Linked DNA regions of Homo sapiens: region 1 is linked to region 2. A link is an interaction called in ENCODE POLR2A ChIA-PET data of the cell type or tissue named here. Cell type or tissue: Panc1. All regions are shown on one strand. Each heading gives the region's core, and the rest is flanking DNA. Links, peaks and the distances in the headings are about the cores only.

What was found. ChIA-PET counts read pairs that join two places held together with the same protein. Peaks named below come from ENCODE experiments on the same cell type or tissue, not always from the same donor. Only the 100,000 strongest peaks of a DNase experiment are listed, where the experiment ranks them.
Region 1: POLR2A ChIA-PET joins it to region 2 with 5 read pairs; 2 of 35 experiments call an interaction of 5 or more read pairs at or near these places.

The regions. Positions count from the first base shown.
Region 1 is chr11:132,908,457-132,913,838 of GRCh38, reverse strand. The region is part of intron 2 of OPCML (opioid binding protein/cell adhesion molecule like); the gene reads left to right. Among named protein-coding and RNA genes, the nearest start is that of OPCML-IT1, 450 kb to the left of the region's middle. RefSeq lists an enhancer at 2,276-3,475. In Panc1, for the core only: no CTCF peak of the experiment used is centred there; a DNase peak (open chromatin) is centred at 2,403.
Region 2 is chr11:132,635,802-132,641,183 of GRCh38, reverse strand. The region is part of intron 3 of OPCML (opioid binding protein/cell adhesion molecule like); the gene reads left to right. Among named protein-coding and RNA genes, the nearest start is that of NTM-IT, 350 kb to the right of the region's middle. In Panc1, for the core only: no CTCF peak of the experiment used is centred there; no DNase peak of the experiment used is centred there.

The sequences.
Region 1 (5,382 bases), core at 187-5,186, 270 kb before region 2:
ACTTTGGCCCCATGACTTTCTAAAGCAGATATGGATTTTTACTAGCTCCAAAAAGAGAAAAAGAATGAGGGTATGTGCCCTATGGTTCCCTCTTGGAGTTGTGGGTCATTTCAGAAGGAGCCATGGTCAGAAAGGGGGCTGCCCTAGAAGCTGAGAGCTTTCGATTCTAGTCCCAAGGCAGTGCGGGTTGAGCTGTGCAACCTTTGGAGGCCCACGGCACTATACTGGACTGAGAGTCGGCCTTGTGAAATGAGGAGGGGTCAGATGGCCTCAGTGCATCTTTCTGCTCTAATGGTCTCTGGCTTTACACAATAGTCATTCACAGAAAGACAGAAAGGGGGAATGTGAAGTGAATCAAATTGCTTTCGATGGTAGAATATTAGTCATTTTGTTTCCCGATGACTCATAATCAGAAGTGATATTTGTAAGCAAATTTTACCAATGTTTACTAATGGATCATAATTTTAAGTAATTAAATACTAGTTAATTGATTTCCTGAATATTAAATTTAACTTTCCAGTAATAGTCCTCCATTAATGGATCCGCTCTTAGAAGTGTTTTTACCATAATAAGTCATTAAGATTTCCTGAATAATTTCTCTCCAAATCATTGATTTTAAGTTACTTTGCCAGCACAAATGCATAAAATCTCATAATGTTGCCATGTATCAATTTCAATCAATGCAGTTATGACAATCTGTGATTTGTTTATGTCTTACTTTTAAATAATAAAAGAAAGGACAGAAAAAATAGGAGATTGTGGTAATATGTAGAATATTTGCCAGGTTGTGTATAACATTCTCCAGGTTGTCTCTCCAGGCAACTCCAACTCTACTAATGCCTCTCCTCAAGGATTATTCTAATGGTAAATTAAGATTATAAATACGAAAGCATCAAATAGTCCCTGACATATATTTGATATATGGTGAAAAGTTGCCTGTTAATTTGCTAAGTTGTTTTCAAAGTCCCCATGGAAGATCTGGCATGGATTTTATCCTACGGGAAGCCACTGAAAGTTCTGAGCAAAGTCAAGATGTATTAACCAGTCATTCCAGCAGCAGCACATGGAATATGGAGCGATGTGGGCTGAGATGAGAGTCAAAGACAAAAACAAAAAGCAACCCCAGTTAGGATGGTATTCCAAATAGTTGATACAAGAGATGATAAATTTGAGAATTGTTGGTCTGCATAGTAAAATAGGATTGTGTTGAAAGCTGTCATAGGGGTTGTCTTGGTGATATTTTTCTAATCCATTTTAGAGTTTTCCTTTCATTTCATTTGTAAGTATATAGATTGCAGGTTTCCAAATGTTTATTTAACTAGTTGCATGAAGTGCTTCATAAAAAATATGCTTTTTTATAATAATGACATTGATGTTAGTGTTGATGATGAAGTTAATTATTAATTGTGCTTCCCGACCTCATAACCAAGAGGTGGAAAGGGGTTTATTGTATCCTGGTGACTCATATATTGAGTTGTATATTGGTCCTAATATAACAGTTTCAAAATCATTCAAAACTATCTTGGTCACCTATTGAATTTGCAACGTACTATACTATATAAATATTTCTGTCACAATATTTTATCATCACAGTTTCAAGCTTTATGAAAGATAAGGTCAAAATTTCAATATTATATCTGAGAGCTTTGCAGTCTTAGCTATTTATTTGTCTTTTTTTTTTATTGGAGTCTTGAAGGACTTTATTTCTTTTATATGTCAGAAAGAGTCCATGTTATTCCATGAGTTGCTGTATAGGATGCTGAAGATTCCAAGTGTTCTAATGGTCCCAGAGCTTAATACCCAGAATCTCACTGATGCGTCTCAATTAGTTCCAAATTTTCAAGATGATTAACCTCTACTTCCTCCATTTCCTGTGTCCTGAAGAGGAACAAAGGGATAACTCACCTGATACTTCCAGCTCTGTGCATTCTGAATCTAAGCTCCTGTGTGTCCCTGGGTGACAGCAAAGAGTGCTCCAACTCTTGGAATTACCTGCCTGACAAGTCTAGAAATATTAGAGTTCTTTATATTTAAATACACAGAGCTGTAACTACAAACTTTATCATTTTTGGACTAAATGGAGAAAGGGGCACACTTTCTGTGAAGTCTTTAAGTCATATTTGCACTCTTTGGGTGGCCTTGTGCTAAAGAGGCTATGGAGTGTGAGGACAGAGGAGAAGGGTCCCCTCAGTGCATGTGATGCCAAGGCTCATGGTACATTGTATGACTGGAGAGTCACTTGGCTTGCTATCTTTGCTGTCAGATGGCGCTCACTGGTCTCTGTGTTTGACTTTCTTTCGCATAACATGTCAGTCCACTTACTCTTAGGAGAGTTCCCGAGACAATCAGGCAAACTCTCCTCGGGATGTCTTGATGAATGTGTGAAAAGCCAGGGCATTCTGCCAAGTGTGCTTTGATTAGGAGGTAATAGATTCCAACTTCCTTCTGTCGTGTCTCTTTCTGCACCATAGAATGATTGTTTGCAGGGTCATTCTGGGTTCACAGAATTAGTGACTCATCTACTGGTTATTTGGCAGTTCAAGAAGCTAGGACATATATCTGTTGCTCAAATGACTGGTTTCCAGCTGTTGAGATATCAAAATTCTCTTGAAATTCTTCGCAAAGTTGACCCTGCACATTATTGATGGCGGTGGTTGAGAGTAAGGGAGAAAATGGATATTGTTTACACGCAGACTTTTGCAAGGACTGGTAGAAGAGAATTGGGGTGAATTGTAGGATTTCTGGAGTCAGAAGATGAGGGTTGCTGTTGCAGCGTTAATATCCAGATGTATGATCTTGGAAGGTTGCTTAACGTTCTCAGTTTTAATCTCTGCATCTTATAAATTAGAGATTTGTGCTAAATGATCTCCATCATTCTTTTCACCCTTGCATTCCAACATCTTTCTAGTTTCCTCCAAATTACCTGGGGTCTTTGTTCACTTTCTGCTATTCTCTGGCTCCTGTCATGCAGCCACAATGGTCCTGAGGGTTTGTAAGAAGATTCTGGATGATAGAATATATTGCGGAAACAGCAATTGAGTTGCAACTGGAAAGACTTGGGCTGTCTGTTAAGCTCCATCATCATGAAAATGAGCTTTATCTTCTATGTGTGTGCATATATTTATATTTAAAGCTAGCATAAAAATTATACCCAATTCCTACTTCAGGGAAATACTTGTAAGAAGAAACCAGGTGATGAAGGGATCATCTGTCACTCACGTAATGGGAGGCACTGCCCTCTAGACATGCTTGAGGAGAGTGAGAGAAGGATTCAGATAGGAAGGAAGAGAGTGACATCATCCCCACCGCACCTGGGATGCGGTTCAGGGTTGTGCGCCATTTGCATCCTCCCTATGTGAAGATTTTGGAATTTCCAAGTTTTATTCTGTAATATCCCTGCATTCAGCTCTGCCTCTTGCGGTATGAAATTCTGAGACTCTCGGCCGTGTAATTACCTTCACATCTGAAAAGTCACTGCTCTGTGGAGCTGCAGGTCTCTGCCGTTGCTTCAGGCTGCTCTGGGGCCCGGCCTGCCCCTGTGGGGGCATAATGGCCGGCGAATATGTGCTGAGGCCCCCTACCCCCAGCCCTGCTGTACCACTGCCAGTCCCGAGGCCTGCAGACTCCATTCGGGAATGCGGCTGAGATTTACCTTTGTCCTGCGGCTGCTTTAATTGCAGTGAAACGAGCTTATTGAAAGCAGTGCTCAGAGGAGGAGTGCCTTCTGTACCAGGATTTCACATGCAGGAAAGGTTTCTATTTTCAGTACCGACTCTCTCGATGGAAATCTCTTTCTCCCTTGCTCACTCCCTGTCTTCTGAATAAAAATTCTCCACACAGTGATGGTTAAAAACATCAATTAACTCTAAAACAATTATTATTTTTTGAAATGCCATTTTATAAATGTAATAACACGACACAATAATCCAGGGTTATTTAACAGAGCATTTACCCTGAAAACAGTCATTACTCTTTAAATGCAGGAGATTCTAGAAGCCTCTTAACATTAAATGGCAAGTGAGGCAGAAGCAATATTGTCAGAAATGCCACATCCGCTGCATATATTAGCAAGAAGAGGCCGGTGGCTGCCCTGCCCACTGGCTGCCATTTTCTTGGCATTTCTTGGGCCCCAAAGCTTTCTGTTCAGAGTGACATCAGCCGACACTGATGTGACAGGCTGGTAGTTGGAAGAAATGCCCTGTGAAGCATTTCCTCCTGTGTTGTCACCCTCCCTCTCCACAACGGACTGAAGCCTGGTCAGTTGGGAGGCTCTTCTTGCAGGTTCTGTTTAGCAAAGTGCAGATGGCAGCGGTAGAAGGGCTGGTGATCTCACCTGGCCTTGAAGCTCCTATTGGGTTGGGGTGGGCTGCCATCTTCCAGGAAGCTGTGGCACACAGCATGCAGAAGCATTCCAGCCTCACACGTTTCTCTTCTGAGAAATGCCTATGAAATGGTCTCTCAGAATGTTCGCACAACCTGAACACCACTTCTATTTTTGGACCCAAAGAACACATCCAAGTATTTTGACCTACATGAAATTTCTGTTACACTCAGCCCTTGAGGTCTGGGGTTCCATCTGGAATTATTAACATACCATTAGACTGGTTATTTTTTTTTAAAGTGTGGATGTGTGAGAAGTGGAAAAATGTCCCACTCAGATAGACAGCCCTGCAGGAGACTGTTCACTTGGGTGGCCAAGGGAGACGACCTCCCAAGGGCTGCAGCTGAAGCTGCTCCTCGCTTTCAGCTCTGCCGTGTGGGTGGTGGGCATCCCGCACTGATGCTTCTGTCTCTGAGGCACCCTTGCCCTTCTGAGGAGGAGCGATGGCACAGCGACCCCTGAGCGACGCTCTTCCGGGGTTTGCCAGGGCTTGAGGAACCTGTGATTCTGGTGCAGGGAGCTGCTGTGGTTGGGATTCCTCAAGCTGGTGCCCACAGTCCACTGCAAGCCTCAATCCTGCAGGTCTGAAGGCTGAGTATCCTTACCTGTGACCACCAAATGTGATGTTTAGAAAGCCCAAGTAGACTCCTGTCTGAGGCTCCTCTATCATCACTTATTAACGTGAAAGTGCAAAGGCAGGGCCAATTTATGGCATGTACAAATCAATGCGCTATGTCTTTCTAACCAAGCAGCACCTTATCTTTGTGTTTACAATAAATAAGATGAAACTGTCTGGTGAGAACTGGTGGCGCTGTGGTCAATCCGGGGGTGGTGACCACACTGTTGTCCAAGTCTCCTAGACTCCTTAGACCACTTAGCCTGAATTGCACAAGGGAGTGCCTGTGGAAGTATCTAGAAGGCTAGTGGGAAGACCCAGGGAGAGGGCTTGGAAGCTTAGACTTTTCAAGTAAGCACAAAACTTGGAATTCATATACACTAGG
Region 2 (5,382 bases), core at 97-5,096:
GCCCCCAGTTTCCTGAGTAAGGTGAGCCTTAGTGCCTCTGAGATAGAGGCCTCACCCAGCTTCTCCACCAGATCCTGTCCAGGTGATGCCTGCTGCCTAGAGTTGCAGGTGTAGGCCCCTGGTGTGTAGACATGCCACCTGCTTAGAGGGAGAGACCAGAGGATACTGGAACAATCCCTTAATGGACAGCTTGCCTTCTCCTGAGAAGGTCCACAACACACAATGCTTATGCCAGGCAGAAGTTGTCCTACTCAGGGCCTTCCCAGGAGGTGCAGTGTGCCCTGATGGTCATGTCATGGCAGGCCTGGGGCGATCCCCACCCTCTCCCTGCCCTTTAGTGCACCCTGCAGCGCCCTACTTCTGCCTGCTTGGTTCAGGGCTCTCTCTTCTAAATACCTGAAGGTGTCATATGAGCTCAGGCTTTCCCACTTGCCAAACTCCTGGGTGTGGCTCTATCACACCACACCGTAACTACTGCGTTACACATTACACTGTCTTCACCACCAAAATGTATCCACTCTGAGGATGGGAACAAAGTCTTTCCCTCTATATGAACAGAAATGTTTATCCCTAAGGCACAGAACTCACATAGATTAGACGCTCAAAAATGCTTATTGAATGCGTCTGGCATGTAATGAGTAATCAATAAGTATTTCATGATAAAAGAAATGACAATATTTGGTTGGAGAGAACTCAAACAAATTGATTCAGGCATATGTGTGGGTGAACAAATAAACTACAACTCCCATATTTTACAGGCGTGGGTAACTGCAATGTGTGGCTGATGCTAATGACCAATCCTTTCTCCCTTGGCTCTAAGTAAATTCTTGATTTAGGAGATGTGAAGACTCTCCTCTTGTGCTTATCCCGGGGTTCCTAATTTTTGCTTCCATCCTACCAAGCCACGCACTGATGTTTGCAGTCCCACCCACACTGCTCATTGCCTTTCGTTAGAGATGATGTGCTCATTGTTGTGGGTTTGCTCAGGCTCCGGGATATGCATCCTGCCTCGCTCTTTCTCCTCCCATTTCTTGCTGTGGAAGTCTGTGGAATGCTGGCAGGGCAACTCTGCCAGGGTGAGCAGGTTCTTCTGAGGTTTCTAGGTGAAACATCAGCAACAAAGTACCTATTGTGGCTGTAGCAAGAGAAGTTTTATAGACTTCTCTAACGTTAGGAAGGGGAAAACAATTTCTGGGCCTCATGCAATTTAGGAGATGCTCACATTTGCCTCAGAAACTATTGCCTTGCAGTGATTTTCTGCCTCTAGTGAGTAAATGCTCCCCAGGCCTAGCTACTGTCGATGACAGCCATCCCAGTGCTACCTTAGCAGAGCTTTGCTTTCTAGCTGTGACTTGCTTATTTATAGGAAGGTTATGCTTACATCTTCTTTCCCCACTATATTACTTTCTAAAGTTATCTGTTGTCCCCTCTCTTCTTTTACCAGCTCCTTAATCCTTCTCCCTCTAAGCAGGCAATGCTCAACTTTTGCAGCAGGAAAGGTCTCTTTGGAAGGCCTGAGGGCCAGACCAACTTGCCAGTATATTTGCATATATTTACATTTAGTCGGCCTGCAAACATGAGGATTATGTAAAGTGCCAGTCTTAACAGTGAAAGGATTGTGTTCGGATTCAGGAACTTTAGGTTCCATAGAACACAAGGAGGTGGGAGGGGCTGCAATGATTGCTATTCCAGGGAGAAGCATAAGTGCGATTTATGGGAATGAGTGATGGACCCAGGGGTTGGGGCTAGCTTAAATCTACAACCATCCAGCAGGGCTCCTGCCTTGTCCTGCTCACATGTCCCCAAGTGTCACCTTGCACATAGTTAGGTGAAGAGTTGAGATGCTGCCTCTCACATTTTGAGAGCATGCCTCTGGCAAGCTGCCGGAACTTTCTTCTCAGTAAACCTGTTTTCTAGGCACCTAAGCTTCTCTCATTTAGTAAATTCTGCACATCTCTCTGCTGAAAGGAGCTTTCAGACCACCCGCCTGCTCTTTCCTCACGTGTTAAAAGCTGTACTGGGTCCTGACCAGTTTTGATTTTTCTAATCAAGGTAGGTCCATAGGTAATGACATGTTGCCAACATCTTTTGAATGCAAGGGTGTAGAGCTCTCTTTGAAGAAAATAATCATCACGTGGCTACAAGAAAGCAGTACGGTGAGTCAAAAGATCTAGAAAACTGCTCCAGTATCTGTAGTCACCCAACAAATTCTTCCTACCCGCTGCGCAGAAAAAACCAGTTCACTGAGACTATGACAATGCAGTAGAGAAAGAGTTTAATTGACGCGAGGCTGGCCACAGCAAAGAACTGGAGATATTACTCAAATCAGTCTTCCTAAAGGCTTAGAGGTTAGGGGTTTTAAAGGATAGTTTGGTGGGCAGGAGGCTAGGGAATGGGAGTGTTGGTTGGTTGGTTGGGAATGAAATCATAGGGGTATGGAAAACAGTCCTCATGCACTGAGTCTGCCTTTGGGTGGGGTCACAGGGCCTGTTGAATCACAAGCAGCAGATCTGGATGGAGTCAGCAATTTAAAAGTCTTAAAAGACATCTCAAAAGGCCAATCAGAGGTTCCACAATAGTGATGTTATGTGTAAGAGTAATTGGGGAAGTTACATATCTTGTGACCTCCAAAACAACAGCTGGTTATCTTTTAACCACACCCATATCTTAGCAGAATTCAAGCCCCTGTAATAATCCTAACTTTGTGGACGTTGATTAGTTTTACAAGTGTGGTTTAGTTTTGGGAAAGGCTATTGTCATCCTTGCTTTAAGGTTAAACTATAAACTAAATTCTAAATATAATTCTCTCTTGACATAAAGCCACAGAATATGACTTTTTTTCTGTTACCAGCTATAGTGATTTCTATTATAGCTATTAAATACAGGGGTCTGAACACCAGAGTTACAAGATCTATATTAATATATTAATTACATCAAGCTGGATATGTATACATCATATATATATATAGTCTGTATATATGCTCTCTCTCTCTCTGTATATATATATATATATATATATAGTCTGTATATATGCTCTTTAGCTTTCTGAAGAAAAGTGATTGCAGTTGACATCTAATACTATGCTTCTCCACGTAGTGCCTCTTAAAGAAAACAAATGCAGAAGTTCATGTTTTCCATGCCACTCTTCCCTTTAGAATATGATATTAGTTCCTAAGTCCTTCTCCAACTTCATTGCCCATGAGGTGGGTAGGACAGAAGTGGCTGCTCCAATAAGGAAAGCTTTCCCAATCTTCCAATGCAGATTAGAAGTCTCCCAAAGGCAGAGACTATCCTGAGCAGGACATGGAAGAGCAGGTGACCTCTGGGTCCCAGAAGAGCCTGGCTCTGAACACAGGCACGTGATCAATCAGTGTGAATGAATCTAGACACAAGAAAGTTCCATATGGACAATGTCTATGTGTCCTGAGCACTGCCAGGTTCTAATACCTGCCTGGAACATATTAGTCACTTAATTAATGCCTGAGGGAATAGGAGGAAGTAAATATATAAACTAATATTTAAGAACTTTAATATTCAAAGTAGAACTTAGATACATAATCAAAAGTCCAAGCAAAGACCAAAGTCTAGGATGCCAGTCTAGAAGTACTAGGAAGCCAAAAAAATAAAATTCAGCATCAAAGATAGCTGGCAGCAAATGTCAGGGGCACAAACCTGCTGAACAAGGGAAACTTAGACTATGGGCTAAATTATTTTGAAGCTGTGGCTCAAGAGTAGTAACTGTGGCCACTGAAAGATGGAGGTTTCCAAGCCTTCAACAGCCTCAACAGCAGGCTCAGAGAAAGGCTAGCGTACGATTCCAGGTCTGTCCCCTACTTTGGGAGAACCAGGCTTAAAATGTGGGGGTGGTCTGGTCTCAGTGATGAAGCTTAAGAAGGTCCGATCTGCCAGGATTGGAAAAAAACGGTGGAAATAGGGAGAAATCATCAGTAAGGGACTGTTGTGTAACATCTTGTGGACTGATATTTTCACCCAGAAAGAGTCGCCAGAAAAATTCAGCTTCAAATTCAGTTAAAAAAAAAAAAATCTAATTCCTTTTCTAGGTTTAACAACTACAGAAGTAAAAAATATATAAATAGGTAGTATGCGCCTGACCTAGTCATCTATCTTGGTGATTAAATGCTTGGCTAGTTGATGGCGTGTCAATGAAGTCAGGATTACATAAATGATATTCAAACAGTCTCGCCAACAAAGCAGCTAGTAATGCAGATACATTTTTCTACTAACGTATTAGAACCTTTGAAATTTGTTTCTTTTTTTCTCTTTTTTTAGATTGCAAATCTGGATCTTCTTTAAGTTCAAGAGAAGGGAAAAATATTTATGAAGCTTATTAGTGAGCAGACAGTACTTTACCTGATAAATATAAACTATCCCCGAGCCTCCCAGTGTCTTCTTTAGCATCTCCCAGGGGAACAGAGCAGGGTTTTTACACATTAAAATAAATCTTCAGTGCTTTATCACCATAGGTCCTGAAGGGGTTGAATGAAGTGTCAAGAAAATTATTCAGAGATTTTTCCTCTCCACTCACAGTTCTGTAGCCTTAATTTAGTGTATCCTCACATTCGCTATTTCTTTTCCGAGAAAAGCCAGAATAAATGCAAGTCAGGAGGCATTATATGGAAGGCTTATTCGCTTGGACATATGATCACTGTGGTGCAATGGATCCACTTCCCTATGCCAGCATGTATTCCAAGAGGAGGCTGAAACTGCCTTATATTCTAGGCCCTGTGTTTTGACTGAATTAGTTAAATAAAGTGCAAAGCTACATGAGCTGGATGAACTAGGCCCTTTCTTCTACCTAAAATAACAGAATTATGTGACAAATGTATGCACAGTGGTATGTTTACCTTGAAGCACCCAGATAATTGCTTGAATTCTGCACGTGACTTTACTAATACATAACTATTCATTGCAAAGTTTCAGAGGCGCTTGTTTAAATCTGGATTTTAGGGAAATAACAATTTTCTAAAGCATCATTCATCCACAGATAATTTAGAACAATTTTATTAAAAAAATAATAAAAGCACTTACATCGACCCTAAAAATCTGAATACAGCAAGCAGGTAACTGGGTGCGCAAAACACTCATTTGCATACACAATCAGGCATTTATGGAAGCACATGCCCAATTGTGCATGTAAAGACGGGTTTCATTTGCACTTTATTGCTTCAAACAATGGACATCTTGTATCCGGGGGGGAGTATTTTCAACATGTAGCTATCTAAATTTACTATTTCAGCTTTCTTTTCCTTAAACATGAATGTAGCCTGAAAGCTGCTTCCTGAAGTTCAACCTCCTGCCGCTTGGTTCTGTTTGGGGAGATTCTAAGTGATGACTTATGATCATGATTACCTTGCAAACGTC